Regions from separate parts of the Homo sapiens genome. Here region 2 is linked to region 1. Evidence: read pairs that join two places in POLR2A ChIA-PET (ENCODE). Cell type or tissue: MCF 10A. All regions are shown on one strand.

Region 1 (4,000 bases):
TCTGAAAAAGAAACAGAAAGCAATTCCATTTACGATGGCTACCAAAAAAAGATACCTAGAAATAAATTTAACCAAAGATGTGAAAAATAACCTGCAATGAAAACTGTAAAACCTTAATGAAAGAAACTGAAGAGGATATAAATAAATGGAAGACAATCTGTGTTCTTGGCCTGGAAGAATTAACATTGTTAAAATATATGTACTACCCAGTGATCTATGGATTCAATGCAATCTCAGTAACATTCTACACAGAAATGACCTAGCTTTTTATTAGGACCCCTTTGATTGCCATTTAGAAAATGGACCAGAGCTGAAGCTGGAAGATCGATTAGAAGATTTTTGCAACAAGCCAGGTAGGAAAAATGACAGTGGATTTCTGCAAATCTCATACTTGCTTGACAAGGGTCACCTTGGACCCTTTACAAACTTTGATTTAATCATTCCACATTGTATACATTTATCAAAATATTGTATTGTTGCTCCATAAATGTGAGCAACTATAATTTGTCCTTTAAAATATTATCCATTTAAAAAATAGACAAATAAAAAATACAAGACTTGCAACATTTGAAAAAATTTGGATTCAATACGCTTGAGATGGAGCTCAGCAATTCATGTATTCAATAAGTTTCTCAAGTGATTCTTCTCACTGGGCAAATTTGGAAGCACAGGCTTGGAGCAAGTGGCGAGGAGAGAGGCAGAAGACATCAGAATCTGGATAGATATTTTGAAAGTTGAATAGACAAAAATAGATGCTGACATGACAAAGGACAAAACCAAGGCTGATTCCAAAAGCTGGGGCCATTTAGAGCCACAGAACTGGGCAACAAATATGGGTTTTCTTTTGGCAGAAACATTTGGGGAACCCCTAGCAAGGACAACCTACCTAAAAATTTTAAAAGATTTGCTTGAATCCCCACCTCCAATCCACTGAACCCAATAATTTGTATTGACTCTTGACCCACCCTATCCATCACATCCACCCTGCTTAGAAGCATGGGCGAATAGACAAGGCTGAGGAGCTTGTTGGAGGGGGTGGAAACAATGGGTTCAATAACTTACAATAACTTTTATGCATTCTTCAGGCAAAGCAAAAATTATCAAATTAAGTGACGTTTAGTAAAGCATTTTCTCACATTCTTTTAAAACTAATCTCTTTTTCTTATTGTGAATCAACACATTGGAACAATACATTAGAATCAACACACTGGAATTCAATCCATTACTATCAATACACTGGAATAAACCATGTGATGGCTGATTTTTGTCAACTTGACTGGGTTAAGAAATACTCATAGCTAATACAACATTATTTCTGGATGTTTGTGAGATTGGCATTTCAATCAGCAGACTGGGTAAAGAAGATCTGCCCCCTAACGATGCAAATTAGCAGCATCCAATTGTTGAGGACTCAAATAGAACAAAAGACAGAGGAAGGGCAAATTCTCTCTCTCTCTCATCTTCATCTGGGATGTTGTTTTTTCTTGACTTCAGAAATCAGGGCTTCAGGTTCTCAGGTCTCTGGACTCTGGAACTTAATAGCAATGGTCCCACCAGTTCTCAGGGCTTTGACCTCACACTAAAAGTTACATCCTTGGCTCCCCACGTTCTCAGGCCTTCGAAATCAGGCTGGATTACACCACTGGTTCTCCTGGTTCTCCAATTTGCAGACGGTAGAAGGTGGGACTTCTAGGCCTCTGTAGTCACATGAGTTAATTCTCAAAAGAAATCTCCTCATAGATATGCATAGATCCTATTGGTTCTGTTTCTCTGGAGAATCGTGACTAACACAAACAATAGTACAAGTTGCTTCACACTTTAACTTTGGGTAACCTTCTTTACGTAACAAAAGCCTGACTGGACAAACTAACTGAGTAGTTAAACAAATAATTCCTTTTTCGCATAGGAAATAGCTAAAATTCTTCTTCTAACCCAAGAGAAAGAAACCTTAAATTTGATATGATTTAAAAAAGAGATTTATAAAGTGATTCATGTTTTCCTAGTGAAGAAAAGTAAACTTATCCATTATAACTCTGATATATCTTATTTATGGAGAGGCGCTCATTGTTTTGTTCCTCTGTGTCTTTCTGTACAAAGGCCAACGCAGTTTATACCATCAAGAGCTGTCTTTCTGAATGTAAATCACATTTAATGGTATCACTTACACATAGAAAGTTTTCCATTTTCTTTAACTTACAGAAAATAAGATGAAAAGAAAAAGACTCCATTTCCCAGAAGTCATGATCAAATTTCAGATGACTTTTTCTACTCCATAATAAGCAAATATCAAATTTAAGCCAGAGAATCATCTGAAAAGGCTTGGCAACATTATAAGAGATCATAGTTTTGAGGAGCTTGTTGGAGGGGGTGAAAATTCCAAGATTGATAACTTACAATAGCTAGTACGCATTATTCAGACAAAGCAAAAATTGTCTAAGTGGTGTTTTATAGAAAAATTGTTATCAGGTTAGTTTAAAATGTTGAATCTCTTTTTCTAATTGTGAATCAACACATGTTTACATGCAGATATCCAAATTTTACACTTGATCATAGGAGTAGCTAAAGACAGATTACAACATTTTATTCCCAGAAGCCATTTTTCTTCCATTGCATTGGCAATCTCTTCAAGTTTTTGTGGGGCTTTTTAAGCAGATGCTTTAAGTTGCAATTTGAGTTACCGTTCGCATTTCATTCTACCATTGATTGGTAGATTCCAGGCACCCAGAATCTGCTAGAACATTCCCACCTTTCATCACCTTTTGCTAAATATTTGATGGACACGAAAGCATCCCATAATAGTAGAGAAGTAATCAGCTAACAAAAGGAAAAAATTATCCTTCCCAGCATCATTCCCTTTTTAACTCTTCCATGGGCATGTGCTTCTTTTCAAAATTCATGAATAAACAACATGCAGGCCATATCAGCCCTGCCTTCTAGGAGCATTTATCCATTCCTTTCTTCAACAAATATTTAGCACCTTCTCTATGCTAGACAATTTCCTGAACATTGAGGGCCTAGTGACAAGAAATAAATTTGTTACCTTTACAGAGATTATATGCTGGTGAGAAAATGGAAAATTAACAAATAAAAGTAAACAACAATACAATTTCTGATGGTAATGTGACATGACAAAAATAAACCATAATCTTTTTAATTTTAATTTAATTTTGTTGTTGTTGTTGTTGTTGTTGTTGTTGTTGAGACAGAGTCTCGCTGTATTGCCCAGGCTGGAGTGCAATGGCGTGATCTTGGCTCACTGCAACCTCTGCCTCCAGGGTTCAAGTGATTCTCCTGCCTCAGCCTCCCAAGTAGCTGTGACTACAGGCACCTGCCACCACATCTGGCTAATTTTTTTTTGTATTTTTAGTAGAGACGGGGTTTCACTATGTTGGCCAGGTTGGTCTTGAACTCCTGACCTCATGATCTGCTCGCCTCGGCCTCCCAAAGTGCTGGGATTACAGGCGTGAGCCACAGTGCCTGGCCTAATTTAATTTTTTTTTTTTTTTTTTTTTGAGACAGGGTCTTGCTCTGACACACAGGCTGGAATGCAGTGGCTGGTATGATCACAGCATGATCACGGCTCACTTTCCAGGTTTAAGCAATCCTTCCACCTCAGCCTCCCCAGTAGCTGGGACTACAGACACACACCACCACACCTGGCTAACTTTTTTCTTTTCATAGAGACAGTGTCACGCTGTGTTGTCTTGGCTGGTCTCAAACTCCTGGGTTCAAGCTATCTGCCTGCCTCGGCCTCCAAAAGTAAAAGCAGAATTTTAAAACAGAGAAAGGCCATTAGTGAAAAAGTGGTGAAATTTGAATAAAATCTTCGGTTTAGTTAATATTACTGAAACAACATTAATTTTCTGTTTATGATTATTATACTATGGTTAGGCAAGATATTAACGTAAGGGGAAGTGGGATAAGTGGTATAGAACTCTCTTTTTACTATTTTTGCAACTTTTCTCCAAGTCAAAATTAGTTCAAAATAAAATTGAAGCAA
Region 2 (4,000 bases), 220 kb before region 1:
TCCTTTTTCAGTCAACTCGTCCTCCATTCCCAACCCCAGGCAACCATTGATCTGTTCTCCTTCCTCATCATTTTTTTGACATTTCCAGAATGTCATATAAATTGAATTATTCAGTATATGTGTAGCCTCTTGGGTCTATTTTGTTTCACTTAGAAGAAAGCATTTGGGATTCACCCTTGTTGCTTAGTCAATTAATTTAATTGCATGGATATCTCATGGTTTGTTTATCCATTCAACAATTGAAAAACATTTGGATTGTTTCCAGATTTTAGCAGTAATGAATATAGTTGCTGCAACCATTCATGTACAAGTTTTTACTAAATTTTCTTTTTTCTTGGGTAAATACCAAAGAGTAAAATTGCTGGGTCATAGGTAAATGTATGTATGACTCTATAAGAAACTGCCAACCCATTTTCCAAAGTGACTGTACCATTTTGCATTCCCATGAACAACATACAAGAGTTCCTGTTGCTTCACATCCTCACTATTCATTCGTACTATCTTTGTTTTAAGCATTATAATAGATGGATAGTGGTTAGGGCATTTATTTAGAATGTTCCAAGGAAAAATTATTAAGCTGATTCTCAGATGCCTTGCAAGATCACCCAGGCTTGGATTCTGAGAGAAACCACATCTTGAAGGCATATCACAAGTGACTACTTATTGCTCCATACTAATGGTTGTAGCTTTACCATAAACTCTTTTCCAGTCAGTATACAGGCCTTTAGAAGTACTTCCTTATTTTAGTAACAAGTTCAATAAGCACTTAAATGATGATTAAAGTCAAAGATTTGATTCTTTAATAGACAAATAACAATCTCTTTACCCTTTGTCATAGACTTGAAGTCAATTCACTGTTTGCAAATGCATCCTTTTTGGTATCAAGTCCGCAAATAGTTCGTTTAAAAGTCAGGCCATCATTTGGAAAAATGAACTCAAACTTACCATTCTGTTCATAGCAGCATTTTCCTAATACATGAAGCGCAGCAACAATCAAAATGAGAATGATGAAGACTTTAAGAAAATGGAATACTTTTAAAGTGCCACACACTATCACAGGACGTTTAGGATATTTAAATTTCCATCCAACACAGTTCATTTACTACTACCCAGTCAGTGCCACACGAATTACCCTTCTGTTCTTTTTCTTATTAAAGTTATCTCAATTAAGTCGTTTTCTCCAAACTTTGAACTTTTAAGGCAAAAGAGAAAGATAAAATCTGTGGGTTACTTTTGTAACAAGTTATGTTCTTTCCCAGTGAATTTTCCATGACATCTGTTTAGGAAAATCTCAGAAGATACCAAAATGAGATAATGATGGGGTTTTATATTTATCAAAGGCAGCCTTACCCCCATGCACAAATACACTAACTCCCCATTGCATGGCAGCACGCTTTTGTGTGCCCAGAGGCAGAGTCAGTGAAAGGAAACTGGTTCTAAGGAAAAAGATCTTGCTAAATCCTCCTTGTTAAAAGCTGGAGCCATCTGAGCTTGACCTTTCTGATATTTCTATCAAATTGGCCTCCCTTTTGTTTTCAATATACATATATATCAACACATATATATATATACACACGCACATATATACATACATGTATATGTATGTATGCATATATAAATACATATTTTATACACACACACACACATACATACACACACACACACAAACACTTTTACCTTGTTCCGCTTTCAGGTTGAACTTGAGAACACATTTAAGGAAGTTCTCAGCAATAAGATATTTTCAGAGAAGGACTCTTCATGATGCAGGAAAATGAGACTTTATTTTTTATTTATTTATTTATTTATTTATTTAGATGGAGTCTTGCTTTTGTTGCTCAGGCTGGAGTGCAATGGCATGATATTGGCTCACTGCAACCCCCGCCTCCTGTGTTCAAGCAATTCTTCTGCCTCAGCCTCCTGAGTAGCTGGGATTACAGGCACGTGCCACCACGCCAGGCTAATTTTTGTACTTTTAGTAAAGATGGGGTTTTTCATGTTGCCCAGGCTGGTCTTGAACTCCTGACCTCAGGTGATCCACCCGCCTCAGCCTCCCAAAGTGCTGGGATTGCAGGCCACTGCGCCCAGCCGAGACTTTATTTTTGAATGTTTTATAGTTGTTCTCAAGTAGTGCCTGACTCAGGCAGAGGCTTTTGTCACCAGTTACAAACTGCTGAGAACCCTTTAGGTTGAGAGTAGTATAACTGGTACTCTGGGAATCGAATAATTTTAATGATATATGTGCTTTGCTTGCTAGGTTTGTTCAAACGCTACTTAATTTATTATTCAATAGAGAATCTAAAGATCTATAGATCTGTAATCTAAAGAGGGATTATGAAGACACGTAACGTCCATTTCTTTCTTTATAACCACCATAGTAGGAAATTCTTTGATCCTAATTTTAACCATAAATTCTCTGGAAATACAAATAATGCTGGTCACTGGTAATATTTTAAGATGTTTATGTATATATTTCCCTATTTAAGATGAGACTATACCAGAGTCACTTCAGGCTATAAGTTCATCCAGCTCTTACTGAGAATAATGTTCATTTTTTTCCTCAGTCTCTTCTCCACAATATCTGTTCCCCAGGCGCTGCTCTTTTATTTGTTTCTCTCATCTTCTAAGTGTTTTATTTGCTCCTTGACCTTCAGTGTTCTCCTTCCATCAGTAACACCAGCACATCCAAATCTATGCCTCAGGCTGTGACATTTTACCTTCAATTCAGTCTTGAATTCCCAATTGCCTAAAGACCTGAAGATCCGAGTGTTTTGCTGGTACCACAACACTTGTAAAAATGAATTCTCCACCACCTGGCATTAAACCAGCGTCTCCTTCAGATTCATCTCTTCCTACTAAATGATGCTGCATTGGTCCAGACACTCAGATACCCAAGCTCTTGTCTTTTGGACTCCTCTCTCAACATCTATACTCAGGAAATGTCTACACAGAATTTTGTTGTATTTTGTTTTCCCACAATGTATTTTACTTTAATCTTTTCATAGCTGGGTACTCAGTATCATCAGGTGATGTATATTAATTAATCCAGGCATTAAATAAGAGGCTTAATTATGTCAGCACTTGGCAATCCATCCACATTCCAACCAACTTAATGGCTACAAGACAAGTTTGCCAAAATTCTGCTTTAATAGGCTATTTTCCTACCCCCAAACACCAAATAGTTCAATTCAAATAAAGCCTAGAAAGTTCAAAGTCCTAACAACTTTACTCAAGGCTCAATGAAGTTTGACCTGTACTTTTTCAAGGCTTATATCTTGCTACTTCCTTATATGCACCCCACACCCCAGGAAACTTTTGCTTTCAAATCCCCAGCATGCCATATTTTCAGCTGCCATACCTTTGTCTATATTCTGTCCATCTACAATTGTTGTCCAACTTAGTCATCTAATGAAATCTAATCTTTCCCTTTAGAATTTATGCTCCACTTTGATGTACATCGGAATAAACCAAAATGATTGTTAAAAATTCAGATTTTCTTACCCAATCTCAGAATTTTGATTTAATAAGTTAGGGGAAGGACCCAATAATCTATATTTTTAACAAATCCACTTGAGTGATTCTCATACAGATGGTCATGGGACAAAAACATTTGAAAAACATTGTAAGGACCAAAAATATAGACTGTTTAAAGTTTTCTTAGATGTCACTTGTTAAAAACTATTTCATTTTTTTTTTGGAATACATCAAGCATCTTTATTAAATCTAAAAAGAAGTGAATTCACTATCAGACAGTAGCCTGAATTAGCATCTTGATTCCATCCCGAATGAATTAACTAATGTCTGTGATACTCTTTGGTAGTCTGTAGAATGAAGTAAATAATAGTACTCACTTAATAACATTGTTTTAAGTTATGAGAAGCACTTGGCCTGGGTCTGGCACAGAGAAAAAGTTACATATTAGCTATTATTGCATTTCTTACGATAGGTTCCTAGACACAAAAATATTTTTATGGCTTTGGATTATAATCCTGGTCTCCCTTTT

What was found. Peaks named below come from ENCODE experiments on the same cell type or tissue, not always from the same donor. Only the 100,000 strongest peaks of a DNase experiment are listed, where the experiment ranks them.
Region 2: POLR2A ChIA-PET joins it to region 1 with 5 read pairs; 2 of 35 experiments call an interaction of 5 or more read pairs at or near these places.

What each region holds. Positions count from the first base shown.
Region 1 is chr17:69,777,645-69,781,644 of GRCh38, reverse strand. All of the region lies in intron 3 of LINC01483 (long intergenic non-protein coding RNA 1483), which reads right to left. Among named protein-coding and RNA genes, the nearest start is that of LINC01497, 180 kb to the left of the region's middle. In MCF 10A, no CTCF peak of the experiment used is centred here; a DNase peak (open chromatin) is centred at 1,774.
Region 2 is chr17:69,998,725-70,002,724 of GRCh38, reverse strand. The region is part of intron 1 of LOC105371881 (a long non-coding RNA gene); the gene reads left to right. Among named protein-coding and RNA genes, the nearest start is that of LINC01497, 39 kb to the right of the region's middle. In MCF 10A, no CTCF peak of the experiment used is centred here; no DNase peak of the experiment used is centred here.